Linked DNA regions of Mus musculus: region 2 is linked to region 1. The links are chromatin loops, found by intact Hi-C in ENCODE. Cell type or tissue: left cerebral cortex. All regions are shown on one strand. Links, peaks and the distances in the headings refer to the core of each region. The heading gives the core; the rest is flanking DNA. Region 1 has its middle 27 kb from the start of Usp17lb. Region 2 holds the start of Olfr603 (olfactory receptor 603).

Region 1 (16,376 bases), core at 5,699-13,698:
GTATCTGTCTAGAAATTTGTCCATTTTGTCCAGGTTTTCCAGGTTTGTTGAGTATGGCCTTTTGTAGAAGGATCTGATGGTCTTTTGGATTTCTTCAGGATCTGTTGTTATGTCTCCCTTTTCATTTCTGATTTTGTTAATTAGGATCCTGTCTTTGTGCCCTCTAGGAAGTCTGGATCAGGATTTATGTATCTTGTTGATTTTCTCAAAGAACCAGCTCCTCAATTGGTTGATTCTTTGAATAGTTCTTCTTGTTTCCACTTAGTTTCTTTTGCCCCTTAGTTTGATTATTTCTTGACATCTCCTCCTCTTGGGTGAATTTCCTTTTGTTTTTTCTAGACCTTTTAGGTGTGTTGTCAAGCTGCTAATGTGTGTTCTCTCTAGTTTCTTTTTGGAGGCACTCAGAGCTATGAATTTCCCTCTTAGAAATGCTTTCGTAATGTCCCATAAGTTTGGGTATGTTGTGGCTTCATTTTCATTAAACTCTAAAAAGTCTTTAATTTCTTTCTTTATTCCTTCCTTGACCAAGGTATCATTGAGAAGAGTGTTGTTCAGTTTCCACGTGAATGTTGGCTTTCTATTATTTATTTTGTTATTGAATATCAGCCTTAGTCCATGGTGATCTGATAGGATGCATGGGACGATTTCAATATTTTTGTATCTGTTGAGGCCTGTTTTATGACCAATTATATGGTCAATTTTGCAGAAGTTACCATGAGATGCTGAGAAGAAGGTATATCCTTTTGTTTTAGGATAAATTATTATGTAGATATCTGTTAAGTCCATTTGTTTCATCACTTCTGTTAGTTTCACTGTGTCCCTGTTTAGTTTCTGTTTCCACAATAGGTCCATTAATGAAAGTGGTGTGTTGAAGTCTCCCACTATTATTGTGTGAGGTGCAATATGTGCTTTGAGCTTTACTAAAGTTTCTTTAATGAATGTGGTTGCCCTTGCATTTGGAGCGTAGATATTCAGACTTGAGAGTTCCTCTTGGAGGATTTTACCTTTGATGAGTATGAAGTGTCCCTCCTTGTCTTTTTTGATAAATTTGGGTTGGAAGTCGATTTTATCCGATATTAGAATGGCTACTCCAGCTTGTTTCTTCAGACCATTTGCTCGAAAATTTGTTTTTCAGCCTTTCACTCTGAGGTAGTGTCTGTCTTTTTCCCCGAGATGCGTTTCCTGTAAGCAGCAGAATGTTGGGTCCTGTTTGTGTAGCCAGTATGTTAGTCTATGTCTTTTTATTGGGGAATTGAGTCCATTGATATTAAGAGATATTAAGGAAAGGTAATTATTGCTTCCTATTATTTTTGTTTTTAGAGTTGGCATTCTGTTTTTGTGGCTGTCTCCTTTTTGGTTTGTTGAGGGATTACTTTCTTGCTTTTTCTAGGGCGTGGTTTCCATCCTTGTATTGGTTTTTTTTCTGTTATTATCCTTTGAAGGGCTGGATTTGTGGAAAGATAATGTGTGAATTTGGTTTTGTCGTGGAAAACTTTGGTTTTTTCCATCTATGGTAATTGAGAGTTTGGCTGGGTATAGTAGCCTGGGCTGGCATTTGTGTTCTCTTAATGTCTGTATAACATCTGTTCAGGATCTTCTTCTGTCTTTCATAGTTTCTGGTGAAAAGTCTGGTATAATTCTGATAGACTTGCCTTTATATGTTACTTGACATTTTTCCCTTACTACTTTTAATATTCTATCTTTATTTAGTGCATTTTTTGTTCTGATTATTATGTGTCGGGAGGAATTTCTTTCCTAGTCCAGTCTATTTGGTCTTCTGTAGGCTTCTTGTATGTTCATGGGCATCTCTTTCTTTAGGTTTGGCAAGTTTTCTTCTATAATTTTGTTGAAGATATTTGCTGGCCCTTTAAGTTGATAATCTTCATTCTCATTTACTCCTATTATCAGTAGGTTTGGTCTTCTCATTGTGTCCTGGATTTCCTGGATGTTTTGAGTTAGGATCTTTCTGCATTTTTAATTTCTTTGATTGTTATGCTGATGTTCTCTATGGAATCTTCTGCACCTGAGATTCTCTCTTCCATCTCTTGTATTCTGTTGCTGATGCTCGTATCTATGGTTCCAGATTTCTTTCCTAGGGTTTCTATCTCCAGCATTGGCTCACTTTGTGTTTTCTTTATTGTGTCTACTTCCCTTTTTAGGTCCTGGATGGTTTTATTCAATTCCATCACCTGTTTGGTCATGTTTTCTTGCAATACTTTAAGGGATTTTTGTGCTTCCTCTTTAAGGTCTTCTACCTGTTTAGTACTGTTCTCTTGTATTTCTTTAAGTGAGTTATTAAAGTCCTTCTTGATGTTCTCTACCATTTTCATGAAATATGCTTTTAAATCCGGGTCTAGTTTTTCTGGTGTTTTGGGGTGCCCAGGACTGGGTGGGGTGGGAGTGCTGCGTTCTGATGATGGTGAGTGGTCTTGGTTTCTGTTAGTAAGATTCTTAATTTTGCCTTTCGCCATCTGGTAATCTCTGCAGTTAGTTGTAGTTGTCTCTGGTTAGATCTTCTTCCTCAGGTGTTTATGTTAGCTTCTATCAGTAGACCTGGGAGATTAGCTCTCTCCTGAGTTTCAGTGTTCAGAGTACTCTCTGCAAGTAGGCTCTCCTCTTGCAGGGAAGGTGCCCAGATATCTGGTGATCGAACCTGCCTTTGGAAAAAGTTGTGATCCACTCACAGCGGTCTCAAGATCCCGTGGAGGGTCCTGTGTATACCTTATGGGTGTCTGCAGACTCCAAGCCCAAGATACCCCTGTGCTGGCATGGACCGGAAGGGACTTGTGCCCCTGATCAGGCCGGGGTTTTCTGCTTCCCTAATTAATCCAGTCTCAGGTCCTGCACGAGTGGATTGGAGCAGCAGCTGTGTTCCACTCACCAGAGGTCTTAAGATCCTGTGGCGGGTCTTGTGGGTAGCTTGTGGGTTTCAGCCCTCGGGTAAACTTTCAAAGGCTTTTTTTTTGGTTGGGAGTCTTTTAGTGACTATTTCCTAAAATGTTATAAGATGATTTAGGTAGTTTACCTCATCTTGATTTAACTTTGATAAATATTATATGCTTATAAAAAAATCTTTCATTTCATTTATATTTTCCAATTTTGTAGAGAACAGGCTTTTGAAGTAATGATTTTTTAATATTTCTCTAGTTTTTTTTGTTATGTCTCCGTTTTTCATTTTTGATATTGTTAATTTGAATTCTCTCTCTCTCTCTCTCTCTCTCTCTCTCTCTCTCTCTCTCTGACTTTTAGTTAGTTTGGCTATGGGTTTGTTTATTTTGTTGATTTTCTCAAAGAACCTATTCATGGTTTTGCTAATTCTTTGCATTGAACTCTTTGTTTCTAATTAATTGATTTTAGCCCCAAGTTTGACTATTTCTCAAAGTCTACTACTCTTAGGTGTGTTTGTTTCTTCTTCCTCTTCTTCTTCTTCTTCTTCTTCTTCTTCTTCTTCTTCTTCTTCTTCTTCTTCTTCTTCTTCTTCTTCTTTTTTTCTCTACAACTTTCAGGTGTGCTATTGTCTTAGTCAGGGTTTCTATTCCTGCACAAACATCATGACCAAGAAGCAGTTGGGGAGGAAAGGGTTTATTCAGCTTACACGTCCATGTTGCTGTTCATCAGGAAAGGAATCAAGACTGGAACTCAAAATGGAGCTTTCTGGATCTCATAAAACAGGAGCTGATACAGAGGCGATGGAGGGATGTTATTTACTGGCTTGCTTCCCCTGGCTTGCTCAGCCTGTTCTCTTATAGAACCCAAGACTACCAGCCCAGGGATGGTCCCACCCACAAGGGGCCCTTCCCCCTTGATCACTAATTGAGAAAATGCCTTACAGCTGGATCTCATGAGGGTGCTTCCCCAACTGAAGCTCCTTTCTCTGTGAGAACTCCAGCTTGTGTGAAGTTGACACACAAAACCAGCCAGTACAGCTGTTAAGTTGCTAATATAAGATCTCTGTAATTTCTTTGTAGAGGCACTTAGTAATATGAATTTTCTTTTTAGCAGTCTTTTTATTTTGTCCCATGTTTGGGTATGTTGTGTCTTCATTTTTATTGCATTCTAGAACGTCTTTTTTTTTTTTTTTTGTTTTGTTTGGTATTTCTTCCACGATCAAGTGATCATTGGGTGGAAAGTTTTTGAGTGTTCATGAGTCTGGGATTTCTGTTGTTCCTGTTGTTGTTGAAATCCAGCTTTAATCCAATAAGATGCAAAGGGGTATTGCAATCTTCTTTTATCTGTTGAGGCTTGCTTTGTGACCATGCTTATGGTCAATTTTTTAGAAAGATCCAGGAGGTACTGAGAAGAAGATCTATTTTTTGTGTGATAGGTTCTGTAGATATCTGTTAGTCCTGATTTGTAATGTCAGTTAATTTCATTATTTCTCAGCTTTGTTTTTGTCTTGATAACCTACCAGTAGGTGAAAGTAGAGTGTTGAAGTCCCTCACTATTATTGGGTGGGGTTTGATGCATGATTTAAACTTTAGTAATATTTCTTTTATAAATGTGGGAGTCCTTGTATTTGGGAAATAGATGCTCATAATTGAGATGTCATCTTGGTGGATTTTCTCTTTGATGACTATGAAATGTCCTTCCCCATCTCTTTTGATTACTTTTGGTTGAAAATCAACTTTCTTTCTTTCTTTCTTTCTTTCTTTCTTTCTTTCTTTCTTTCTTTCTTTCTTTCTTCCTTCCTTCCTTCCTTCCTTCCTTTCTCTCTCTCTCTCTCTTTCTTTCTTTTCTTTTCCATTTTTTTAGATAAGCTATTTTTATTCCAAAGAATAAATGCTGAATAAACTCTCCAAATCACAAAATTTTCAGGAAATCTCTGCTCCTCTGCACAGACTCTGTGAGGTAGGCATCTGTATAGCCATGGGGCTTAGGAACTCTGCTGCCCTTCACAACACTGAGAATGGTAACTGGAGAAACCCTACTCTAGTGTGTTGTTAATGAAACAGTTCCCTTCTCATTCCCCACAGAGCTGCTCAAATTATTGTTTGTTCCTGGGCTTGTACCATCGCTTTTGTGACAGTTACTATGATTTGTTTAAAAAGCTTGTTTCTTTGATTTATATGACCTCAGAATATGAAGTATTTCTATGATGTTTAAAACACTGATTGACTCTACTTGCTTTGAATACTTTCTCAAATTACTGCTGCATTCGTCATTAATGATCGGTAAAGATGAGAGAATAGTAGGTGTAAAATTCTGAGATACCACTGTGTTCCCTTTTTGGTTCAGTAAGACTTTAGCCAAATAGTGGTTTTGTATGTTACAAAATTTTGTACAGTACACCTCTTCTCAGAGTATTAGAGTAAGTCTAAATATTACACAAGTGTGACATCTGAAGTAGAACACATGCACAGAAAATAAAATCATTTCAGTAAATCATAGCTATAGTCCACATTGCATTTTTAAAAGGCAGCAAATGTTTTCCCAGGCTGGCAACAAGTTCCCCTACTCAATAGCTTCCCAAGTTGGTGATGAGTGGCCACAGTTTTCTATGGTGCATGCCACTCTTACTTCATTTGCAAGTATACACTCGAGTTTGATAAAGGCTGTGACAAATGTTCTTCCTAGAGCTTTAGCTTAGAAGCATGAAAACTGCTCCCGTGAAGGAATAATGTGTTATGAAAGCCTGACTACAGAGAAACCCAGTGCTCTCCTGCTTTCCTCAGACTAGCTTTCATGTCTACCTAAATATTACTAGTTCCATTATGTTAGGAAAACAAAAGTTATCCATAGGATGAAGGTTTCATCTCTGAAACAGGAATCCGATGCTACTCTACCTTTCTTATAACATTTTCTAAGGATAAAAGAAAAATTATGAGAAATTGCATTGATCATATTCTCTATATAAGGACTGGTTTTTGTTTTATGTGTTTTTTTAAGGGCAGACAACATCTTCATTTTAAGCCTAGATTAGGAAACAAATTGACATTTCATTCAGAATCTCATTACTTGGCAGCTAATCTGACTTTTTGGGAATGTGACAGATTTTCGCTTTATGTCCCTAAACACACACACTGAGGCTAAGGGTACTATCAGAACACACACTGAGGCTAAGAAGTCAATGGTACTAGCAATCAGAAGGCAGGGCCTGGGCATCACCTCACACCCCATCCAGCTGCTCTCTAGTAAGTGGCTCAGTTACAGTACTCAGTCCACTCAAACAGAACTACAGACCTCATGTCTCCAAGTCACCTCCATCCAAAACAACAAAAGCAGTATGAACCTCAATAGTTAGGGAGCTTATACACATTTCCTCATTCTGTCCAAGACATGATGAATCTGAGACAAATAATGCCATCTATAAGATAATAGTTTTACATTTTCAGGGCAATAGACAACTAATCAAATATCTTCATTTTGCTGCAAGAGTTAACTCATAATTTGTAAAATCTAAATACTGTTCTTAGTACCTTCCTAAAGGCCCTGACTCGTGCCATTAGAAATGAACAACCTGTTTCCTCAAAATGGTACCAAGTACTACTTGTTTCCAAAGTTGCTTAGGTTCCTTGGACAAGATCATTTCCCTTTACAAGCTACTCTGTTTTCCTTTTCATTGCATTTTATTTATTTTGTGTTTGTAGTGTGTGTGTATGTGTGTGTGTGTGTGTGTGTGTGTGTGTGTGTGTGTTTATATATGTGTACACTCATGTGAAGGTCAGAAGACAACTTACAAAATCAGTTCTGTACTTCCATGATGTGAGACCCAGGTTCAAACCCAGGTTGTCAGCCTGGGGAGCAAGCACCTTTACTGACTGCCCTGCTTTTTGTTTGTTTCTAATTAATTGAATTTAGCCCTGAGTATGACTATTTCCCAAAGTCTACTTCTCTTAGGTGTGTGTGTGTGTGTGTGTTTGTTTGTTTGTTTGTTTGTTTGTTTGTTTGTTTCTACAGAATTCTGGTGTGCTGTTAAGTTGCTAATATAAGAGCTCTGTAATTTCTTTATAGAGGTACATAGTACTATGAATTTTCTTCTTAGCGAACTTTTCATTTTGTCCCATAAGTTAGGGTATTTTGTGTCTTCATTTTTATTGCATTCTAGAAAGTCTTTAATTTCTATTTTTATATCTTCCATGATTAAGTGACCATTGCATGGAAAGTTTTTCAGTGTTCATGACTGAGTGGATTTTCTGTTGTTCCTATTGTTATTGAAATCCATCTTTAATCCATGGTAATCCAATAAGATGCAAAGGGTTATTTCAATCTTCTTTTATCTGTTGAGGCTTGCTTTGTGACCAAGCATATGGTCAATTTTTGAGAAGGATCCAGGAGGTGCTGAGAAGAAGATCTATTCTTTTGTATGATAGGTTCTGTAGATATCTGTTAGTCCTGATTTGTAATGTCCCTTAATTTCATTATTTCTCAGCTTTGTTTTTGTCTTGATGACCTACCAGTAGGTGAAAATAGAGTGTTGAAGTCCCTCACTATTATTGTGTGGGGTTTGATGCATGATTTAAACTTTAGTAATATTTCTTTTATAAATGTGGGAGCCCTTGTATTTGGAAATAGATGCTCAGAATTGAGATGTCATCTTGGTGGATTTTTCTCTTTGATGACTATGAAATGTCCTTCCCCATCTCTTTTGATTACTTTTGGTTGAAAATCTCTTTCTTTCTTTCTTTCTTTCTTTCTTTCTTTCTTTCTTTCTTTCTTCCTTCCTTTCCTTTCTTTCTTTCTTTCTTTCTTTCTTTCTTTCTTTCTTTCTTTCTTTCTTTCTTTCTTTCTTTCTTTCTTTTGTTTTTTCTAGACAAGGTTTCTCTGTGAATCCCTGGCTGTCCTGGAACTTACTCTGTAGACCAGGATGACCTCAAACTCAGAAATCTGCCTACCTCTGCCTCCCAAGTGCTGGGATTAAAGGTCTGCACCACCACTGCCCTGCCTGAAAATCTACTTTCTTAAATAGTAGAAAGGTTACTCCAGTTGATTTCTTGGGTCCATTTTTTTGAAAAATCTTTTTCAATCCTTTTACTTTGAGGCAATGTCTATTTTTGTTCCTGAAGTTTATTTCTTGTATGCATCAGAATGATGGATTCTGTTTATCTATGTACTCTTTAGTCTGTCACTTTAAACTGGTGAATTTAGTCCTATAATACTAAAAGATATTAATGACCAATGATTGTTATTTCTTGTGATTGTTATATTACTAGTGGTACTGTGTGAGTTTGTGTGTGTTTGTGCCTATATTTCTCTGTCTTTGGTTTTCTATGAGATGATTAATTTCTAGGGTTTTCCTCAGTATAATTATCCTCCTTGTGTTGGAGTTTTCCTTCTAGTAGCCTGAGTAGGAATGTATTAGGAGAAAGATATTGATTAAGTCTGATTTTGTAATGGAATTTTTGTGTTTCTCCATCTATGGTGATTGAAAGATTTGCTGGGTAAAGTAGTCTGGGGGACATTTGTGGTCTCTTAGGATCTACAAGATATCTGTTCAGAACCTTCTAGCTTTTAGGGTCTCTGTTGAGAAGTCAGTTGTAATTCTGATGAATCTGCCTTTATATGTTACTTGGCATTTTTCCCTTGCAATTTTTAATAATCTTTCTTTGTTACAGTTACTATTTTGATTAGTATGTGACAGGAGGGTTTTCTAGTCTGGCCCAATCTATTTGGTGTTCTATAAGTTTCTTCTGCATTTATAGCTATATAGCTATATATATATATATATATATATATATATATATACATACATATATATATATTAATGTTAGGGAAGTTTTCTTCTATGGTTTTGTTGAAGATATTTTCTGAGCCTTGGAACTGGGAATCTTTTTCTTCTTCTATTCCTATTATTCATATGTTTGTTTTTTTCATAGTGTTCCAAGTTTCCTAGATGTTTTTTGATAGGAATTTTTTGATGTGTAATAACTGTAGCCACCAATGGTCTTGGAGAAGTGGGGAAAGGAAAGCTGGAGATTGATGGGAAGGACAGCGGGAGAAATAATGAGCCAAGACTAAGTTCTCTGATCAAGGCTCAATGTTTAATTCTTAAGTCTGAGTTTAAAGGGGGAAAACCCATCCCCCACTTTGCCAGGATCTCCTCAGGAAGAGAAGCTCAGCTGCTCAGCATGTAGTGGCTTCTTTCAGGAAGCTGCAGTTGTGGCAGGACAGTAGACTTCACCTAGATAGGAAGACTCCACCGTAGGAGAGCTAGTAGACTGTGGCAAAAACAAGGTCTGACTCAGCCCATTCAAGGCTGGGGTTAGGGCACAGTTCTTCCCTTTTTATGTATTAAAAATTAGCTAAACTGGGGCATAAAATTTACTTATCCTTCATGATCCTTCCTGGGAACTATGGTGGCTGGTAGTCACACCTGGCTTAGGACTGATTCTATACTCGCTCTTATCCTACAGAGGACATGCAAAGCTTGCTGGTGCTTATTTGCATAAACATGGCATTTCACTGCTTATTATGAATAAACATGGCCCCTTGGCACATGCCTCTGGCTTAGGTTCATAAGAGGCATAGAACATTAGTGGCCTGGTTTTGGCTTCCATCCTTCATAACACATCTTTTTCCTATTCAGACCAAAGCTGCAATATGCACTCAATGCATTTCTTCATATCAATGAAAAACTGCCATATCTGAGATTTGCTGAAGGTGAGCCTGTATGAAGGTAATCAATCTGCTAAAAATACAAAGTCTAAAGTTAAAGTCTAAAGAGCCTGGTCTTCTGGTGTGGGGGAGGTGGCTTTGAGAAAAACAGAAAAAACTGTTACTTCTCAGGAAATAGTGGAGGCTATGCTCCTAATTAACTCATCTGGCTGATAAAGATTTTTTGCCTCATTCTGGTCAGCATCAGATCCTCAAACTAGATGGACTTGGTGGATGGGCCCATGGTCCCCAGGGGACTCTTTGAGCCACAGGTTCCCTAACACACCTAGGATCTTGGTCTCACTGGTGAGAGGAACACAACATCTGCTCCAAAACAACTGAGGTTTTGTGCCAGCAGGAACAGGGACACAGGAGACCCACCTGACCAGCATCTTGTACATGCCAGCCCCTCTCCACTTTGGGAGGGAACTCAGTGGACTGTCCCACTGTCTTCAGAGGATTCTACATGCTGCAGGCTCCCTATCACACCCAGGATCTTAGAATCACTGAGGAGAGTTGTCCTACAGACAGGGCTCTGATCCCGGGACTCAGGTGACAGCACCATCTTGTATCCAGGGACTCTCAGAGACCAGTTTGCACAGGAGAGCACAAGGGCCACAGAAACAAGAAAGCTTTCTGGAGAGGGTCCCTTCGGGCCTTCTTCCTTCATCCAGGAGGCATATCTGAGCTCTAGACCTCACTGCGCCTTCCCTGCAACAGGAGAGCTTGCTTGCAGAGAGTGCTCTGACCACTGGGACTCTGGAGAGAGTTGGACTCTCAGGAGTGCTGACAGAGGCTAACAGAATCATAGGAAGAACAAGCTCCAGCCAGAGACAGCTAGAACATCTAACACCAGAGATTACCAGATGGTGAAAAGCAAACAAAAGAATCTTAATAACAGAAATTAAGTCTACTCGGCATCATCAGAACCCAGTATGCCCTACCGAGCGAGTCCTGGATATCCCAAAACACCTGAAAAGTAAGATTCAGATTTAAAGTCACATCTCATAATGCTAGTAAGGTATTTTAAGAAGGGAATTTATAACTCATTTAAAGAAATATAGGAGAACAGTATTAAACCTATAGAAGTCCATAAAGAGGAAGCACAAAAATTCCTCAAAGAAAAGTACCCAAGGATGTAAAGGGGTCTGCAATCCTATAGGAGGAACAATATGAACTAACCAGTACCCCCCCAGAGCTGTGTCTCTAGATGCATATGTAGCAGAGGATGGCCTACTCATCCATCAATGGGAGGAGAGGCCCTTTGTATTGCCAAGATTATATGCCCCAGTACGGGGGAATGCCAGGGCCAGTAAGCGGGAGTGGGTGGAATGGGGAACAGGGCAGGGAGAGTGTATAGGGGGCTTTGGGGATAGCATTTGAAATGTAAATGAAGAAAATATCTAATAAAAAATGCCTTAAAAATCCATCATAGAATTATAGGAAAACAGTGCTAAACAGGTAAAAGTCCTTAAAGAGGAAACACAAAAACCCCTTAAGGAATTACAAGAAAACACTACCAAACAGGTGATGGAATTGAACAAAACCATCCAAGATCTAAAATAGAAGTAGAAACAATAAAGAAAAACCAAAGGAGACAAGTCTGGAGGTAGAAATCCTAGGAAAGAAATCAGGAACCATAGAGCATCAGCAACAGAATACAAGAGATGGACGAAAGAATCTCAGGTGCAGAAGATTCCATAGAAAACATGGATATAAAAATAAAAGAAAATGCAAAATGCCAAGAGATCCTAACTCAAAGCACCCAGGATGAAATGGACATTATTCTAGACTCATATCATGTACCTAAGTTAAATATAATGTACTTTTAAAATTTTTGTTTTACTAAATTTCTATGGTTTATTTAGAATTCAGTGTAATTAGAGTTGTCTTTTGAGTTCATGCAAATGGTCAATTGGACAGACACTAACCTCAAATGCTACAATATTTTGTTTGTTAGATTTGTGCCCTACAACTTTACTGAACTCACTTCCAATCTTGACAGTCCTGTTCATGTTAGATGTTCTATATATGACTGTGCCACCAAACAATAGATATTTAAGTTTCCCTCTTCTCTCCCTCTGTCCACTTGATTCTCCTGTTCTGTCTAGTCTTCCTCTTTATACATCAATAACTAGTATTTTCCTTTCCTAGGGAGGAGTACCTGTCTTGCCTAGTTCCTTACTAAACACCTGGCACCTGTGGTTCTATGGGCTTTAGGTTGGATTTCATTGACTTAACAACTAATATCCACATATGGATGAGTATATACCATATTTGTCTTTTTTTTTCTGGATATGGTTTATCTCACTCAGGATCTTTTTTTCTAGATCCATTTATTACTTTAAGTTTTCTTGACCAGTTTGGATGTCCTTTATATCATTCTCTTAAGAAATTTCTGTTGGAGCCTGGCATGGATGTCATCTGAGAAGCTCTACCAGCAACTGACTGAGACAAATACAGATACTTGCAGCCAAGGTATTGAGGACGAGGAACAGTATGGAAGAATTTGGAAGACTGAAGAGCTAAAAGGGACTCCAACCCCATAGGAAGAACAATAGTGTCAACTAACCTGGACCCCTCAGAACTCCCAGACTCTAAGTCAAAAAACAAGGACCAGTCTCTGGATGGTTGTTCTTTCAGGTTCTGCTCTGAACATTGTCTCTGTAACTCCTTCCATGGCCATTTTGTTCCCCCTTCTAAAAAGGATTCTAATCTTCTAGGCTAATATTCCCATATCAGTGAGTGCATATCATGTGTGTTCTTTTGTGATTGGGTTACCTCACTCAAGATGATATCCTCCAGATCCATCCATATGTCTAAAAATTTCATAAATTAATTGTTTTTAATAGCTGAGTAGTAGTCCATTGTGTAAAAGAACCACATTTTCTGTACCCATTCCTCTGTTGAGGGACATCTGAGGACCATCCAGTGACTGCCTCACTTGGTGATCCATCCACAAAACAACCACAAAACCCAGACTCTAAGCAGATGCCAACAAGATCCTGCTGGCAGGAGCCTGATATAGCTATCTCCTATGAAGCTCTGCCAGGGTCTGGCAAATACAGAAGTGGATGCTCACAGTCATCCATTGGATGGAGCAAAAGGTCCCCAATGATGGAGCTAGAAAAAGTACCCAGGGAGCTGAAGCAGTCTGAAGCCCCACAGTAGGATCATCAATATGAACTAACTAGTACGCCCAGAACTTCTTGGAACTATACAACCAATCAAAGAAAACACATGGTAGAACTTGTGGCTCTAGCTGTATGTGTAGCTAAGGATGGCCTAGTCAGTCATCAATGGGAGGAAAGGCCCTTAGTCCTGTGAAGGTTCTATGCCCCAGTATAGGGGAATGCCAGGACCAGAAATTGGAGTTGGTGGGTTAGGGAGCAGAGGGAGGAGGGGTGGGAGATAGGGGATTTTCGGAGGAGAAACTAGGAAAGGAAATAACATTAGAAATGTAAATAAAGAAAATATCTACTAAAAAGAAAAACAAACAAACAAACAAACAAACAAACGAACCAAGGGTCATAAGCTGGCTTGTTCATGGACCCAAGCACCTGTATAGTAGAGGAAAGGCTTACTTGGCCTCAGTGGGAGAGGATGTGCTTAATCCTGTGGAAACTTGATGCCCTAGGGAAGTCAGAGGCTGGTGGAGGTGAGATGTGGGTTGGTGGGAGGGTAGGGGAGCACCCTCTCAGAGGCAGGGGATGGGTGAAGAATTCGGGGAGAGGGACAAGTAAGGGGGCAACTTTTGGAATGTAAATAAATAAAATAATTTAATAAAAAAAATTTCAGCTGGATCCGCCGGCCGGAGCCGCTACCACACCCTGTGCCGGAGCCGGGAGCCTGGGGCCACCGCCATGTCCCACCAGACCAGCATCCAAACAAGCGAAGATGTCAAAGAGATCTTTGCCCGAGCCAGAAACGGGAAATACAGACTTCTGAAAATATCTATCGAAAATGAGCAACTGGTGGTTGGGTCCTGTAGTCCACTTTCAGATTCCTGGGAACAGGATTACGACTCCTTTGTCTTGCCTCTGCTGGAGGACAAGCAGCCGTGCTATGTATTATTCAGGTTAGACTCTCAGAATGCCCAGGGATATGAATGGATATTCATTGCGTGGTCTCCAGATCATTCTCATGTACTTCAGAAAATGCTGTATGTAGTAACAAGAGCAACTCTGAAGAAAGAATTTGGAGGTGGCCACATTAAAGATGAAGTGTTTGGAACAGTAAAGGAGGACATATCATTACATGGATATAAAAAGTATTTGCTGTCCCAGTCTTCCCCTGCCCCGCTGACCACTCCTGAGGAAGAATTACGGCAGATTAAAATCAATGAGGTCCAAACTGATGTGAGTGTGGACACAAAGCACCAGACACTACACGGCGTAGCATTTCCTATTTCTCGAGATGCCTTCCAGGCTTTGGAGAAGCTGAGTAAGAAGCAGCTCAACTATGTGCAGTTGGAAATAGATATAAAAAATGAAACAATAACTTTGGCCAACACAGAAAATACAGAACTAAGAGATTTGCCAAAGAGGATTCCCAAGGATTCAGCGCGTTACCATTTCTTTCTGTATAAGCATTCCCACGAAGGAGACTACTTAGAGTCCGTAGTTTTTATTTATTTGATGCCTGGATACACGTGCAGCATAAGAGAGCGGATGCTGTATTCCAGCTGCAAGAGCCCTCTGCTCGAGATTGTAGAGCGACAGCTACAGATGGATGTGATCAGAAAGATTGAGATAGACAATGGTGATGAGCTGACTGCGGATTTCCTGTACGATGAAGTCCACCCCAAGCAGCATGCACATAAGCAGAGTTTTGCTAAACCGAAAGGTCCTGCGGGAAAGAGGGGGATCCGAAGATTGATTAGGGGCCCAGCGGAAGCAGAAGCCACTACTGACTAAAACTGTCTTATTAAATGTTGCAATATAGTTTTGTAAAATTTCCAGCTTTTAGTATAAGGAGAACTGAAATCATTCCATGTTGATATAGTTGGGAGGAAAATTGTACTTTTTGAAAAATAGCACTTTTTACTTCTATGTATTTTTTAAATTAATGCTATAGAAGACTCATGATCTTTATTTTTTAGTTAAAACTAGACAAGGTTTCAACATAGTGATGTTTGGTTTTGTCACACTGTTTTCATAACGTGTTGATTCCACACTTTCATATAATCTTCAATATTTTCCATAGGTGGGCCAGTTCCACAAAGCATAAGGTCTTGCTCTTCAGAACTCTGTAGTGAGGTCTAACTTTCCCTATAAAGGGAAGCGAACGACCCTGAGATACTCACACCTGTTGAGTATGCTAAGGAGCCTAGGAGGAGGCGGGCAGCTGATTGCTTTGAACATGCTCAGGATGGGCTGTCTGCTGCGGTGGAGAAAGGCAAACTGCAGCAGTGCTTCTTGTCCCACCTCTCCATTGTAGTAGCATCAGATCTCAGAAACGCAGTTCACACTGAAGCTCGAAAGGTACCAGACAGTGCAACCTCCCCCCCCACCCCCCAAGCACTGGAAGACTCGCGTCCAGTAAGGTCTTTGCAGAACTTTCCAGCTATTTCCAAAGTGAGTCCAGAGGGCTGAAGCCAGACGTTCATGTTCGAAAGCCAAGGATCACTCAAAAAGGAACAAAACTAAAGAAAAATGTTGGAAGTTTCAAGGTTTTTTTTTGTTGTTGTTGTTTGTTTGTTTGTTTATTTTTCTCTTTGAAACTATGTATCTTAAAGCAAATTGTCCTGTTGCTTGGGAGCAAGTGTTCATTCAGATCTAAAATTATTGATTACTACTACTTAGTAGGCTGACACAGATAATACTTAGCCCAGGGATCTTGTTTCAGTGAATAATGTCTCTCAGAACACGGGTTGTCTGAAGCTTTGTGTTTTCAGTTACAACCTAGAGAGTTTAGAGCCTCAAGAGTTCTTTGTTACTTGAAATAGAGGGAGTTAGAACACTTGGTGATTTCATCTGCTAAACCTGCTGCAGAGCCATAACTGAGAAGTTCTGAAGTGGACCATCGTGTCCAGGATCTGGAAGTCCTTGACCTGAACTTCATGCTGCACAAGATAATGTCAGTATTGTACATTTCATGGTATGAAATATGAAGCACCCATTGCAGAGCCTTATTACCTAATACACACCCTTTCAGAAATTCAGCGTGTATTCACATAGACCATAAGAGGAATTACAGGTTGATGGAAATTTTTAAAAGTAGATTTGAGTATTGTGTATTTTGTTTATTTACAAATACGTAGACTTTACTACTTACATATGCAGGACAGTTGACAGTGACGTCATACTTGTTTACGAGAGGTAAACTTTTTAGTTGTACAAGTGTACAGTTGTCACACGTGCCATAGAGTGCTACACTGAGAGTCCTGGTGCCCTGTCTAGACCATCACCACAGCTGCTGAAGAATAAAAATTTTTTACTGAACTCTTCTTCACCCCAGAGCCCGACCCCTCCCATCTAGAGATTGTTCCCGGAACACTCCTAAACTTTTCACCCCAGAATGCATTCCTGAACTCCTCACCCTAAAATTCGAACCCTCCCAACTAAAAACTGTTCCAAGAACATTTTTGAGATAAAGGCCTCCTAGAACAACCTCAAAATGAACCGGGTACATTGCCAAATGATAGGACATGACCCCTTAGTTACGTAGATTCCTTTGGCAGAACCCCTTGTCCCTTGGCAGAACCCCCTAGTGATGTAAACTTGTACTTTCCCTGCCCAGTTCTCCCCCTTTGAGTTTTACTATATAAGCCTATGAAAAATTTT
Region 2 (16,376 bases), core at 5,377-13,376, 1.4 Mb before region 1:
TACTTGATTTTACTCCTCTATGTTGTCTAGCTATCACTAAAAATCAAAGGCTTGAGGCCTTATGCCATGAGAGGGAGCCATACATGACCCTGCCTAGATAACCAGGAGCCAGAGGCTGGACACCGAGAGACCCAATGGAAGGATTGTAGGAGCCAGAGAGGTCAAGGGCAGCATGAGAATAGCCACAGAATAATCACAGACCCAGTATGGGTCTAATTATGGTCCTCTGCACATCATGGTTGTTAGCTTGGTATTCTTGTGGGACTCCTAACAGTGGGCATGGGAGATGTCTTCGACTCTTTTGCTTGTTCTTGGGACCTTTTTTCTGCTTTCTGGGTTGCCTTGCTCAAATAAGGGTTTCTGCCTAGTCTAATTATAAATATCCCTGAGAGGCCTGCTTTTTTTTTTTTTTTAAGGGAAATGGAAGAGGAAGAGGAGATCTGGTAAAGGGGGGACTGGAAGGAGTCAGGAGAGGAGAAACTGGGGTCAGAATAAAAGGGAAAAAGGCAAGAAACTTTTAAACTCAAACTAGACTTTTTGTGTGACTGATGTCTCTGTGGTACTGGCTGAGGCGCAGGGATGCCCCCTTGATCTAGTTGTCTGTTAGAGAACACAGAGAGACAAATGCTAAAGAGCAGCCTGACAGCATTTATGATCCTCTGATGTTTGAGCTATTCTTTCTTTACAAATATTTTTAAGACTCCCTCCCTAATTTGTTTTGTCCTCACTCCATAAATGACTGGATTTAAACAAGGAGGGACAACCACATAGAGATTGGCCAAGAGGATGTGAATATAACGAGGAACATTTCTACCAAACCTATGGGTCATAAAAGAGAAAAATGCTGGTGTGTAAAAGGCTAAGATGACACAGACATGGGAACCACATGTGCTAAGGGCTTTGTGTCTGGCATCCCTGGAAGGAAGGCGGAAAACAGCCTGTAGGATCCAAGCATAGGAGAAAGCAATGAGAATTAAATCAAAGATCAGAGCAGCAATGGTGAATAAGCCATAGATGATGTTTATCCTTATGTTAGCACAGGCTAGACGTGCTATCCCCATATGTTCACAGTAGGTATGAGGAATAATATAGTGTCCACAAAAGGGCAGGCGTTTTAGGAGGGGACAAAAAGGGATGACAAGAAGGACAGGTCTCCCTATTACAACCGATGCCATGACAGCCACCACTTTGTTGGTGAGAACAGAGGTATACCTAAGTGGGTAACAGATGGCAACAAAACGGTCAATTGCCATGGCCAGGAGTACAACAGATTCCATGCCTGTGTAAGTGTGGATGAAGAACATTTGGATGAGGCAGCCTTCAAAGCTTATCTCCCTAAGGTTGAACCAGAAGATACCCAGCATCTTGGGAATGGTGGAAGTAGAGAGGCCAAGATCAATGAAAGAGAGGAGGGCAAGAAAGTAGAACATGGGCTGGTGAAGACTCTGTTCATTCTTGATCACACAGAGGATTGTGAAATTCCCCACAAGTGCTATCGGATAAACAACAAAGAAAGGAAAGGCTATCCAGATATGGAAAGCTTCCAGCCCAGGAATGCCCAGCAGATGGAAGAGAGAGGGGTGTGAAGCAGTTTCATTATTAGAGGGCATCCTTCTCAGACTCCTGGAGGACTATCTGCAATCTTTCTTCAGTATTTCTGGGAAGAGATAAGAAAATATGTGAAAGTTGTAGATGAATCCCTGGTATGGCATATCAAGTAAATATTTAAGAGCATAATTAGAGAAAAATCAAACATCAGTTAACTATAAGAGATATTCAAATAATCAACCATTCCATTTAGCATTATATGAAGAATGTTGGAATTAGAAACTCTTTTCTGACAGCAGTAAGGTTATGGTTTATAACTCCCCTTAGTTCATTCTTTTCAAATTTCTCATGTACACAAAATGCTATACATGGAGAATACTTTTTAGTAGTTATTTCCTTAATAGCTCTTTAAAAATACGTGGGTTCAGTCATATTAGAGAGAAACCCAAAGTACTATACAAAAGAAAAGGAGAACTTACAATGGGAAGAGACTGAAATTTTGACATTCAGAGTCCCTTACTTTTAGATTTCTGCCCAGATTGTCAGTAGTTTAAACCAGTTCCAACAAACACATCAAAATTAAAATTAATTTTGTAATAACAATAGATACATTCTAATTTACCTTTAAAAGAGTAGTGGGGGTATAACAATACACATGAAAAGATTTCAAGATTATTAGAAGAATAAGGAATAAAATGTGACAACTGAGAAATGACAGATAAACAGGGAACCTAGAAAACATCAGAAACAATCACATAATTACATGCAACTTGATTTATTTTTATCTTTTAAGTTAGTTTACTTATTTACACTGGCCCCACCTTCAAGTGTTCCTCAACCTATGCCCCCTCCCCTTTGTCTCTGAGAGGGTGCTCTCCAACCACTCACTACCTGTCCCCCACAGCCTCACACACTCACCTATCCCTACATTATCTCCTCATATCCATTTTCTCTGGGGCATCAAAGATAACCCTTAGACTGGGGTAGGGGGCACCTATGGAAGAGTTAGGAGAAGGGTTGAAGGACCTGAAGGGGATGGCAACCCAATAGGAAGAGCAACTTGATTTTTATGAAGAAATTAATTTACTAATTCAATAAACATAGAAACTTGTTAGGTAATTGGGTAATTTTATCATGCTTAAATAGTAAAACCTCAAATCTAACTTTACAATCCTTCCAAATACATATTAATATTTTTAAGTTAAAATAGTCTTTAAAAACAACAAAAATAAACAAATCTTTTAAAATACTAATATTTTTATATTCAACACAGGAAAATAAATTTTACCATCCACTAGAAGCTATTATTTTTTTAAGACAGAAGAGGCAATAACTATCAAATTAATATATCTTATCTTGCCAGATTTGTAAGTTTTCTAGTGAAAATGTGAACAGAGAGAAATATGCACAATCCCTACTTCCACTGCTGAATTTAAAAAGAATTTTTGTTTAGAGTATACAAATATGTCTTCAAATACGTTTAAAGGTAATGGGGAGAAATAAGAAGGCTTAAATTGACATTTTACAAAGAAAATATACAAATTATTGAAATTATCCAAATCACCAGGTATCTGTATTTGAACAATAAGCACATAATGACATAGTGCCTGGAATTGAAAACCACGGCAGAAAGATTTGTAACGCTGGAACAGTGGGCTCTCCATTAGACTCAGGAAGATGGAAGGAAGAATGTAGATGCTGGGATTATGGCACATTGTAAGTTTAGTCATGTTTTATATCCACTATTTTACAAAGAAATTAAACTCGAAAATCATTGCTCAAGACAGAAGAGAATATCCTAAAAGATTAAGGGTTATACAGTCATGTTTTTGTTTTGAATTTGCCTTTTATTTACGATATAAGTCTTATTTGTACTGGGTGTTATATTCTTTGTATTTGTTATTCTGCTCTCAATAAGGGACTGTTTCCCTTTCAACCTATTCATCATAAGGACTCTGATTCTAGGAATACTATTTTATATATGAGATCAGACAACAGTCTACACCTCAATTCTAAAACACACACTTATAATATATTAATTATTTCAAATTTTAACATCCAGGGGTTAAGATACAAAATGCCTCCACAGGACTTGGAGTTCATTGCCCTTTGACTGATGTCGTATCTACAAATTAAAGCAACATCACCCCATACTCCTTCTTCATCACACACCTTTCTCAACAGTGCTATAAGCATGCACTTACTTGAAGCTCTCATTCTTTCAGATATCCTCTTACTAGATCTTTCTGAGCCATTCTGCTTTATTCACTTATGGACTCTATATCCACATAAATTTCTTTACTTCACCATGGATGATTGAGTATCTATTATTTATGGTGGATGGACACACTGGTTGGGTCTAAAAAAACCACACATTTACAAATTGACTCTGCCACTTATTACTGGCCTTAGACAAATCATTTCCCAAGTCTTCCTTTCTATATCTGTAAAGGCTATGACCATCATCAACATGACTGCATACAGGAGGCTGAGTAAAATGCCTTAATTCCAAGGCTTTGTTCACACTAAGAGGAAATACATTTTCATTATTGTTATCCATGGGAGTAGCCCCAGTTCTAAAATCTTATTTGCAAGAAAAATGCATCACGCCAATCATATAGACAAAAATTCACTGTGTGAGCTGAGTTCACACCATTACGTATAGGTTGGAATCAAAGTTGGCCAGTTAGATTAGGAGCCAGCACTTTAAAATCATCATTCAAAGCACAAATTGCCTAATTAATCAGGTGACAAATGGAATAATCATTTAAGAATCTTTTATGGGCATTTATTTAGGGGGAAAAAAAGTTTCCAGGATAAATTCATAAATCTTCTAAATTACATTGTGAAACCAGTAACATGTATGAAAGTCTTGACTCTATTTGAACAATATAAGACTGGCTCAAATTGGCACTTTATCACACAAACTATGCTCAAAATTAAATTTACTAACCACCTTTCAGAATCTGTCCCATTAACATATAATAACACATATATTAGATCCCATACTACAGGGTCACATTTAGGAGGTTTTCCATTAAAACTATCCCAAGTATATCCAAGAGATCACTAAGACTCAACATTTATTGAAGCTCCGGACACCAGGCACTTACCAAGGCTCTTGTCAGAGAGCAATCTATCTGTCTTGTGTACAGCCTTCTTTTCCATAATGAAAGCTGGAAGAAAGTGAGATAACACTTTTACCTGTGCTGCACCTGTAACTAGGATCACCTGATATACCCTCCAGTAAGTCCTCTGCATCCACTTTCAGGGACCAACTCATGTGCTGTAAGACATTTTAGTGGGAGCCACAACACAGGCTCAAGACCTGCGCTCCCTGATCAAGAAGGACAAAGTGCTGCCTCTTCCCACAGTGCCCGGAAGCCCAGGATTTGAGTTTACAAGCTTCTCCAGGTATAGACTTTATGAAGATAAGGCAAGTCCCCTGAGAAACCAGGTTCGCTCAGTCTGTTCAGGGGCTGAGTGTATGGGAGAGTTCTATCATGCCATTAGAATTCTACAGTTTCAAAACCCCTCTTAGGACTCTGGAGTCTTTCCTGAGTTTTGCTTCAAAGGATCATCATTTTTTATAGAGCCAACTTTTATTTATAGCTTTTATGGCTCTTAATTTCTGTAATTATTTTAATCATAGTCTTATAATTGGAACCATATTTTCAAATATTTCATTGTCATTTTATGCATTTTTCTGACATCAAAGCAATGTACAGTGCTTCTTATAATTTCATTTTGAATTCTATAATGCCATGCTCATTCATACAATTTTCTTAATACCTGATTGCTTATTTTATACCATATTGGTACATATCACAGTACATATATTTTATACTGTATTGTTACATATCAGTCATATCAGAGAGATGATTGAAATTTACCTGAAACCAACTCATTTCAAAATCTAAAGTTTTTCTTTTATTTCTAAAGTATTTTAAAATATTTTCTTATTTTTAATTGAAAATAAATTCTTCTGTGATGGTTTGTATACCCTTAGACCAGGGAGTGACACCATCTGGAGGTGTGGGCCTGTTGGAATATGTGTGACCTGGTTGGAATGGGTGTGTCACTGTGGGTGTGGGCATAAAATCCTCACCCTAGTTGCCTGGAAGTCAGTGTTCCACTAGCAGCCTTTGGATGAAGATGTAGAACTCTCAGCTCTGACTGTGCCTTGCCTGCCTGGATGCTGCGATGCTCCCACCTTGATGATAATGGACTGAACCTCTGAACCTGTAAACCAGCCCCAATTAAATGTTGTCCTTTATAAGACTTGCCTTGGTCATGGTGTCTGTTCACAGCAGTGAAATCCTAACTAAGAGAGAAGTTGGTACTGGGAGTAGAGTATTGCTGTGATAGGCCTGACCATGCTTGTATTTGAAAGAACGAGGGTTTTGTGACTTTGGATTTGGAACTCAGTAGAATGCTTTTAATGAAGCTTAATGGGTCATCCTAGTAGGAATATGGAAGACTTTGTTGCTGGTAGTAATTTGAACTTTGTTGATCAGGCCCAAGAGATTTCAAAGGAGAAGAATTTCAGAATGTGGCATAAAGACTGTTTTTGTGGTATTGTGGTGAAGAATGCGGCTACTTTTTGCCGTTGTCTGAAAAGTCTTCCTGAGGGTAAGGTGAAGAGACTCAGATTAATTGCACCGGCAAAGGAAGCTTCAAAAAAGCCCAGCAGAAGGCAGGAATGGTGGCACAAGCCTTTAATCCCAGCACTCAGGAGATAGAGGCAGTTAGATTTCTCAGTTTGAGGCCATCCTGGTCTACAAAGTGAATTCCAGGACAGCCAGAGCTATACACAGAAACCCTGTCTCAAAAATACAAAACCCAAAAAAAAAAAAAAAAAAAAAGCCCAGCAGAGACCTTTTTCTCTGTTTAAGTCTCATGAAGAGCATTTAGAAGAAGCATAGCAAGCTTAGAAAGGAAAGATGTAAAATATATGGTTCAAGTATTAAAGGGGCACCAGGAAGTGAGGTGGAAATGAATTCTATGTTCTAGGAGATAACAGAATAAAGTACTTGGGGGCAAGATCCTACCCAGCTAAATTTAGATCCAGGCATGGTCATCCACACCTTTAATCCCAGGAGACAAAGCCAAACAGATCTCTGATTTCAAGGCCAACCTGGGACAAAGCAGGATCCAGTTTAAATTTAACACCAGTCATTGTGGTACACACCTTTAATCCCAGAAGTACAGGAAACAGAGCCAAGAAGATTTCCTAGTTCAAGGTCAATCTACAGAGCAAGTACCAAAAAAGCAAAGCTTAGGCAGAGAGAGAGTTTAAACACAGAAAGGTGGTAATTCAATAAAGGGGACCATGTTCCATTTCCTGCAAGCAGCAGAACTTGACAACTTCAATCAAGTGGCTCTGGCTTTAGATTGAAATATAGAGGGATTATTGGGACAATTGCTGGTTAGCTGGAGCTTTCAAAACAGCTGTGATTAAGAAGAGACCAGCACCACTGAGGTGAAATCTGGGAAGTGCTTTCTGAGAGCACAAAGAAGCTGTGTTTAAGAGATAGCCAAGGTTGTAATTCTTGTTAAGCTGTACTTGGTAATGTGTAAAGGTCACCCAGGTAGTACTGGTTTTGAAGGCATGAAGGGGACATTGAGAACAGCTGAGGCTTGGCACTGTGAGGGTCATAGAAGGTCATTGGTGAAGCTTCATGCTCAGTTGTTGTTGATAGCCCAGGGCCTAAGGGGTCATGCAAAGGAATTAAGGTGTGGCACTATGAAGAGAGCCTATGAGAGACTATTGGTGAAGCCCAGTTGTAGTGGAAGACCCCAGTGTATTGGAAAGGCCTGTACCAAGGGATGATCAGTACCAAGAACAGCAGTGGCAGTGGAGTGGATCAACCTGAGCTTAGAGTGCTACACAGGGCAGAGCGGGAGAAGTGATTCAAGCCTTTTAGAGGAGTCCAGAAGATCATGTGTGGATCCCAAACACTGAAACAAGAAGCTGTAAAACTGAAGTTGCCTTGGAGATCCTAAGATGTTCATGAATCCAGAGCCATGGGCTATCTATTTGCTGAAGAAAGCTGCTAAAAAGGAGTGGAACCAGCCCAGGAGAAAGAAGTTTGTTGTAGTCAACAAAGATGAAAAGGGAGTTGGAGATCTGAAGACTGCTTTGATATCAGACATGGACATGTGGAGTTTGGAGTTTGCCCAACTGGTTTCCTATTTGGCTTCGGAAATTATAGATAAGTGATTGAATGAATTTTAGAAGACTGAACCTTTCACATTGTTGAAACAGCTATAGACTGGGGGCTTTGGAAGTTGGAATAAGTGTATTTTTCATTATGCTATGCTTAGGTATGTCCCCCATAGACTCATATGTTTAAACAAGCCCATGAGGGACAGGTAGTGGAATGTTATGGGTGGCCCAGGGAGTAGCACGATTTGAAGTTATGGCCCTGTTGGACTAGATGTGGCCTTGTTGGAATAGGTGTATCACTAGGAGTGTGGGCTTTAAGTCTCTCATGCTAGCTTCCTAGAAGCCAGTCTTCTACTAGCAGTCTTCAGATGAAGATCTAGAACTCTCAGATCCTCCTGCACTACATCTGCCTGGATGTTGCCATGCTCCCACCTTGATGATACTGGACTGAATTTGCAAGCTTGCCCCAATTAAATGTCCTTAAAAATGTTCCCTTGCTCATGGTGTCTGTTCACAGCAGTAAAACCCTAATAACGATACTTATCAAAGAAAAAATCCACTAAGAGGACATTCTAATTCTACATATCTGTGCACTAAATACAAGTACACCCAAGTTCATAAAACACTTTCATAGCTCAAATTAAGTATTGGAATTATACAAAGATAGGAGGAGACTGTAGTATCCAACTCTCACCAATAGACAAAATCTAAACAGAAAAGCTGCTGCTAATTGATGCTATAAATCAAAGGTAACTAAAATGTATTTACAGAAGATTACACAAACACAAAAGAATATATCTTTTGCTCAGTACCTTATGGAATGTTCTCCAAAATTGAACACATAGTTGGGTACAAATCAAGTCTCAACAAATACAAGAAAATTGAAATAACTACTTGCATCCTCACCACTATAAATTAAAGCTGGTTAACACCTTCAGGAGAAAAAAACAGAAGCTTACAAACTCACAAAAACCTAACTCATATTGAATGAAGAAAAAACTGTGTCAAGACAATAATTAAGAAATAAATGAATACTGAAAATACATAGTATTAGGGACACCATAAAAGTGGTTCTAAGTGGTAAGTTCCAAGCACTAAGTGCCTAGATAATAACATTGGCAATGTCTCACTCTAGTAACTGAGCGGCACACCTCAAAGTTCAAAAAAAAATATATGGTAAGAAATAATTAAACTCATGCCTGAAATCAATAAAATAGAAACAACAAGAAAACAATATAATCAACAAAAAAAAGAGTTGGTTCTTCGAGAAAATCAATAAGAATAGCAATATTTTCAGAGAATAATGTCCATACCCTCTAAATTATTCTACAAAATAGAAACAGAAGGAATACTGTCTAAATCATTTTACAAATCTACAAACACACTGATACCAAAAATCACATAAAAACAAGGCAAAGAAATAAAATTATGGACCAATTTCTCTTATGAACATAGATACAAAAATACTCAATAAATAGTTATGAACACATACCAAAAAGTCCATCCATCACAATCAAGTAGCCTTCATCCCATAGACACAAGGATGGTTCAACATATGTAAATCAATAAATGCAATCAACTATATAAACAAACTGAAAAACAAGACACTGCCTTAAAAGGGTCCAAATAAATTTATACTTAATCACCCTGAACAAAACTCAACACCAAATAAAAGAGCTCAATGTATAACAAGATACAATAATCCTGATAGAAAAGAAAATAGGGAATAGCTTTGAATTTTTTGGCACAGGAAGAGACATTCTGAACAGAGCATCATTAGCACAGACACTAATATCCCCAGGTAATTATTTGGGCATCATGAAAAGGAAAACTTTCTGCATGGCAAAGGGTCATTTGGACTTAGCAGCAGCAGCCTATAGAGTGGCTTTTTTTTTTTTTTTTTTACTACACCAACTACATCTCCAATACAGGACTCATATGAGAAATACATAAGGTACTAAAAAGTTAAATATTGAGAAACAAATGACCCAGTTTTAAAAATTGCATACAGGAGGATATTACTGGACTGTATAAAAAATTAAAGAATAATAATAATAATTTTTAAAATTCCATATAGATCTAAACAGAAAATTCTCAAAAGAGGAAACTCAAGTGGCTGATAAACACTTAAAGAGATGTGCAACATCCCTAGTCATTAGGGAAATGCAAATCAAAAGTACTTTGAGATTTCAACTTACACCCATCAGAATTACAAAGATCAGTAACACAAGTGACAGCTTATGCTCACAAAGATATGGAGGAAAGGGGACCCTCATTCATTGCTGATGGGTATACAAACTTGTACATCCACTGTGGAAATTAGTTTGGCAATTTCTCAGGAATACAGGAATCAATCTACCTCAAGATTCAACTATACCACCTCTGGACAAAGGCTCAAAGGACACTTAATTTCACTCAAAAGCCCTTGCTCAACCATGTTTATTGCTTCTCTACTCACAATAGCCAGAAATTGGAAAAAACCTAATTGCCTTCAACTGAAATGGATTTTAAAAATGTGGTACACAATGGAGCATTACCTAGCCTTTAAGAAAGAAGAGGAATTGTGAAATCCAGGGAAGTTTATGAAACTAGGGAAAAAAAAATCATCCTGAATGAGGTAAACCATATCCAGAAAAAAAAAAAAGACAAATATGGTATATAGTCACCTATATGTGGACATTAGTTGTTACGTCAATGAAAACCAACCTATAATCCATAGCACCAAAGATGCTAGGTGTTTAGTAAGGGACTAGGCAAGACAGATTGTTCTTCCTAGAAAAGGAATAAAACAGTTATTGATGTATAGAGAAGACTAGATAGAACACGAGAATCAAGTGGAAAGAGGTAGAGAAGAGGGAAATGAGGGAGGTAATATGTAGACAGCTGCAATTAATAACCTTTTGAAAAGTATTTTGGAAACCTGATACAGTAAAAAAAAAAAAAAACTCTCCCTTTATTTTGAAAATTTTCTATTAAATTATTTTATTTATTTACATTCCAAAAGTTGCCCCTTTCCTGGTCCCTCTCCCTGAATTCTTCACCCATCCCCTGCCTCTTAGAGGGTGCTCCCCTACCCTCCCACCAAACCCCATCTCACCTCCACCAGCATCTCTCTTCCCTAGGGCATCAAGTTTCCACAGGATTAAGCACATCCTCTCCCACTGAGGCCAAATAAGCCTTTCCTCTACTGTACAGGTGCTTGGGGCCATGAACAAGCCAGCTTATGACCCTTGGGGTTTTTTGTTTGTTTTTGTTTGTTTGTTTGTTTTTCTTTTTTTTAATAGATATTTTCTCTATTTACATTTCAAATGTTATCCCCTTTCCTAGTTTCCCCTCTGAAAATTCCCTATCCTCCCCCACTCCTTCCCCTGCTTTCTAACCCACCAACTCTCATTCCTGGTCCCTGGTATTACCCTATACTGGGGCATAGAGCCTTCACAGGACCAAGGACCTCTCCCCCCAATGATGACTGACTAGGCCATCCTTGGCTACACATACAGCTAGAGCCACAAGTTCCACCATGTGTTTTCTTTGATTGGCGATATAGTTCCAAGGAGTTCTGGGCATACTGGTTAGTTCATATTGATGTTCCTACTATGGGGCTTCAGACCCTTTCACCTCCCTTGGTACTTTCTCTAGCTCCATCATTGGGTACCTTTTGCTCCATCCAATGGATGACTGTGAGCATCCACTTCTGTATTTGCCAGGCACTGACAGGGCCCCACATGAGACAGCTACATCAGGCTCCTGTCAGGAGGCTCTTGTTGGCATCTGCCTAGTGTCTGGGTTTGGTGGCTGTTTTGGGGATGGATCCCCAAGTGGGTCAGTCTCTAGATGGTCCTCAGATGTCCCTCAAAAGAGGAATGGATACAGAAAATGTGGTACATTTACACAATGGAGTGCTACTCAGCTATTAAAAACAATGCATTTAAGAAAATTCTTAGACAAATGGATGGATCTGGAGGATATTATCTTGAGGGAGGTAACCCAATCACAAAAGAACACACATGATATGCACTCACTGATAAGTGGATATTAGCCTAGAAGCTCAGAATCCTTTATAGAAGGGGAAACCCAATGGCCATGGAAGGAGTTACAGAGACAATGTTCAGAGCAGAGCCTGAAGGAAAGACCATCCAGAGACTGCTCCTTGTTTTTGAATTAGTGTCTAGGAGTTCTGAGGGATCCAGGTTAGTTGACACTATTGTTCTTCCTATGGGATTGGAGTCCCCTTCAGCTCTTTCGGTCCTTCTAATTCTTCCATATTATTCCTCGTCCTCAGTATCTTGGCTGCAATTATATGTATTTGTCTCAGTCAGTTGCTGGTAGAGCTTCTCAGATGACATCCATGCCAGGCTGCAGTAGAAGTTTCTTTTTGATTTTCTCAAACAAAACAAAACAAAACAAAACAACAACAAACACCTCCTGGTTTGGTTGATTCTTTGAATAATTCTTTTGTTTCCACTTGGTTGATTTCAGCCTTGAATTTGATTATTTCCTGCTCTCTACTCCTCTTGGGTAAATTTGCTTCCTTTAGTTCCTTTTAGGTGTGCTCTTGAGCTGCTAGTGTATGCTCTCTCTAGTTTCTTTTTGGAGGCACTCAGAGCTATGAGTTTTCCTGTTAGGAATTCTTTCATTGTGTCTCATAAGTTTGGGTATGTTGTGGCTTCATTTTCATTAAACTCTAAAAAGTCTTTAATTTAATTTTAATTTCTTTATTTCTTCCTTGACCAACTTATCATTGAGTAGAGTTTTGTTCAGCTTCCACATGAATGTTGGCTTTCTATTATTTATGTTGTTATTGAAGATCAGCCTTAGTTCGCGGTGATCTGATAGGATGCATAGGATAATTTCAATATTTTTGTATTTGTTGAGGCCTGTTTAGTGATCAATTACATGGTCAATTTTGGAAAAGGTACCATGAGGTGCTGGGAAGAAGATACATCCTTTTGTTTTAGGATAAAATGTTCTATAAATATCCGTTAAATCCATTTGTTTCATAACTTCTTTTAGTTCCAGTGTGTCTCTATTTAGTTTTTGTTTCCAGGATCTGTCTATTGATGAAAATGCGGTGTTGAAGTCTACCACTATTATTATGTGAGGTACAATATGTGCTTTGAGTTTTAATAAAGTTTCTTTAATCAATGTGGATGCCCTTGCATTTAGAGCATAGATATTCAGAATTGAGAGTTAATTTTGGAAGATTTTACTTTTGTTGAATATGAAGTTCCCCTCCTTGTCTTTTTTATAACTTTGGGTTGGAAGTCAATTTTATTCAATATTACAATGGCTACTCCAGCTTGTTTCTTTGGACCATTTGCTTGGAAAATTGTTTTCCAGCCTTTTATTCTGAGGCGATGTCTGTCTTTTTCTCTGAGGTGGGTTTACTGTATGCAGCAAAATGTTGGGTCTTGTTTATGTAGCCAGTCTGTTAGTCTATGTCTTTTTATTGAGAAATTGAGTCCATTGATATTAAGAGATATTAAGGAAAATTAATTGTTGCGTCCTGTTATTTTTGCTGTTAGAGTTGGGATTCTATTCTTGAGGCTATCTGCTTTTAGGTTTGTTGAAGTATTACTTTCTTGCTTTTTCTAGGCCATAATTTCCCTACCTATGTTTGGGTTTTGCATGTATTATCTTTTGAAGGGCTGGATTCATAGAAAGATATTGTGTGAATTTGGTTTTCTCATGGAATACTTTGGTTTCTCCATCTATGTTAATTGAGAGTTTTGCTGGGTATTGTAGCTTGGGCTGGCTTTTTTTATGGTCTGTATAACATCTGTCCAGGATCCTCAGGCTTTCATAGTCTCTGGTGAGAAGTCTGGTATAATTCTAGTAGGTCTGCGTTTATATATTACTTGACCTTTTCCCTCACTGCTTTTAATATTATCTTTTATTAGTACATTTGTTGTTCTGATTATTATGTGTTAGGAGGAATTTTTTCTGGTTTAATATATTTAGAGTTCTGTAGGCATCTTGATCGTTCATGGGCATCTCTTTCTTTCGGTTAGGGAAGTTTTTTTCTTTCTTTCTTTCTTTTATAATTTTGTTAAAGATATTTACTGGCCCTTTAATTTGAAAATCTTCATTCTCATCTACTCCTATTATCCGTAGGTTTGGTCCTCTCATTGTGTCCTGGATTTCCTGGATGTTTTGAGTTAGGATCTCTTGGCATTTTGCATTTTCTCTGACTGTTCTATCCATGTTTTCTATGGAATCTTCTGCACCGAAGATTCTCTCTTCCATCTCTTGAATTCTGTTGCTGATGCTCACATCTATGGTTCTTGATTTCTTTTCTAGGATTTCTATCTCCAGATTTCTTTTCTTTATTGGGTTTTCTTTATTGTTTCTACTTCCATTTTAAATCTTGGATGGTTTTGTTCAATTCCATCACCTGTTTGGTAGTGTTTTCTTGTAATTCTTTAAGGGATTTCTTTTCCTCTTTAAGAACTTCTACCTGTTTAGCAGTGTTTTCCTTTAATTCTTTGGTGGATTTTAAGGCATTTTTAAAAGATATTTTCTTCATTTACATTTCAAATGCTATCCCCAAAGCCCCCTATACACTCCCCCTGACCTGCTCCCCAACCCACCCACTCCTGCTTACTGGCCCTGCCCTGGCATTCCCCTGTATTGGAGCATATAATCTTTGCAATACCAAGGGCTTCCCCTCCCATTTATAGATGACTAGGCCATCCTCTGCTACATATGCAACTAGAGAAACAGCTCTGGGGTAGTGATTTGTTCATATTGTTGTTCCTCCTATAGGTACTTTTGAGGGATTTTTGTGCTTCCTCTTTAAGGACTTCTACAGGTTTAATTCTGTTCTCCAATATTTCTTTAAGTGAGTTATAAATTCTCTTCTTAAAATCCTCTACCAGCATAAGGAGATGTGATTTTAAATCCGAATCTTGCTTTTCAAGTGTTTTGGGGCATCCAGGACTTGCTCAGGAGGGCATATTGGGTTCTGATGATGCCGAGTAGTCTTGATTTCTGTTAGTAAGATTCTTGCATTTGCTTTTTACCATCTGGTAATCTCTGGTGTTAAATGTTCTAGCTGTCTCTGGCTGAAGCTTGTTCCTCCTGAGTCTGTTAGCCTCTGTCAGCACTCCTGGGAGTTCAACTCTCTCCAGAGTCCCTGTGGTGAGAGCATTCTCTGCAGGCAAGCTTTTCTGTTGCAGAGAAGGTGCACAGAGGTCTAGAGCTCAGATATGCCTCCTAGATGATGATGAAGGCCAGAAAGGACCCTCTCCAAGAAGCTTTCTTGTTTCTGTGGCCCTTATGCTCTCCTGTGCAAACTGGTCTCTGAGAGACCCTGGATACAAGATGGTGCTCTCACCTGAGTCCTGGGGTCAGAGCCCTCTCTGGAGATCAACTCTCCTCAGTGGTTCTAAGATCCTGTGTGTGCTAGGGAGCCTGCAGCATGTAGAATCCTCTGAGGACTGTGGGACAGTCCACTGAGTTTGCTCCCAAAGTGGAGAGGGGCTGGCACATACCAGATGCTGGTCAGATGGGTTTCCTGTGTCCCTGTTCCTGCTGGCACAGGCCCCTCTCAGTTGTTTTGGAGCAGATGTTGTGTTCCTCTCACCAGTGATTCCAAGATCCTGGGTGTGTTAGGGAACCTGTTGCTCAGAGAGTCCTCCGTGGAACATGGGACCATCCTCCAAGTCCACCTAGTTTGAGGATCTGATGCTGACCAGAAACAGGCAAAAAATCTTTATCAGCCAGATGAGTTAATTTGGAGTATAGCCTCTACTATTTCCTGAGAAGTAACATTTTTTTCTGTTGATTCTCAAAGCCACCTCCCCCACACTAGAAGGCCAGGCCTTGTATCTGATCATTGCTAATTTACAATTGAATTGAGTGCTTGGGACATCCACACAGACAACCTTAATCCTGTTGCTTTTAACTTTAGACTGAACACTTTGCCCCTTCTTAGAATTGGGAACAAAACACCCATGGAAGGAGTTACAAAGTTTTTGAGCTGTGTCAAAAGGATGGACCATCTAGAGCCTGCCTTATCCAAGGTTTCATCCCAAAATCAGCTTCCAAACGCTGACACCATTGCATATACTAGCAAGATTTTGCTGAATGGACCCAGATATAGCTGTCTCTTGTGAGACTATGCCGGGGCCTAGCAAACACAGAAGTGGATGCTCACAGTCAGCTATTGGATGGGTCATAGGGCCCCCAATGGAGGAGCTAGAGAAAGTACCCAAGGAACTAAAGGGATCTGCAACCCTATAGGTAGAACAACATTATGAACTAACCAGTACCCCGGAGCTCTTGTCTCTAGCTGCATATGCATCAAAAGATGGCCTAGTCGGCCATCACTGGAAAGAGAGGCCCATTGGACTTGCAAACTTTATATGCCCCAGTACAGGGGAACGCCAGGGCCAAAGAGTGGGAGTGGGTGGGTAGGGGAGTGGGTGGGAGGGTATGGGGGATTTTTGGGATAGCATTGGAAATGTAAATGAGGAAAATACCTAATAAAAAGTATAAAAAACAAAAAAAACCTTTAGACTTTGTATTTTAAGCAGATTGGTTATCTTCATACAGGCTTACCTTCAGCAAAGCTCAGATATGGCAGTTATTCATAAATTATGAATTCATAAATTATTAAAATATATTATGAATAAATGCATTGAGTACATATTGCAGC

Evidence for each region. A loop is a pair of places that touch in the nucleus more often than their neighbours do. Peaks named below come from ENCODE experiments on the same cell type or tissue, not always from the same donor. Only the 100,000 strongest peaks of a DNase experiment are listed, where the experiment ranks them.
Region 2: it touches region 1 in a loop (17-fold over the local background); 2 of 42 quality-filtered maps call a loop at or near these places.

The regions. Positions count from the first base shown.
Region 1 is chr7:104,807,750-104,824,125 of GRCm38, forward strand. It overlaps the pseudogene Gm4887. Among named protein-coding and RNA genes, the nearest start is that of Usp17lb, 27 kb to the right of the region's middle. In left cerebral cortex, for the core only: no CTCF peak of the experiment used is centred there; a DNase peak (open chromatin) is centred at 10,199.
Region 2 is chr7:103,382,391-103,398,766 of GRCm38, forward strand. Olfr603 (olfactory receptor 603) reads right to left here and starts at 1,610. Exons shown (of 1, transcript NM_147070.2): 1 at 672-1,610. The coding sequence starts at 1,610. The coding sequence ends at 672. In left cerebral cortex, for the core only: no CTCF peak of the experiment used is centred there; no DNase peak of the experiment used is centred there.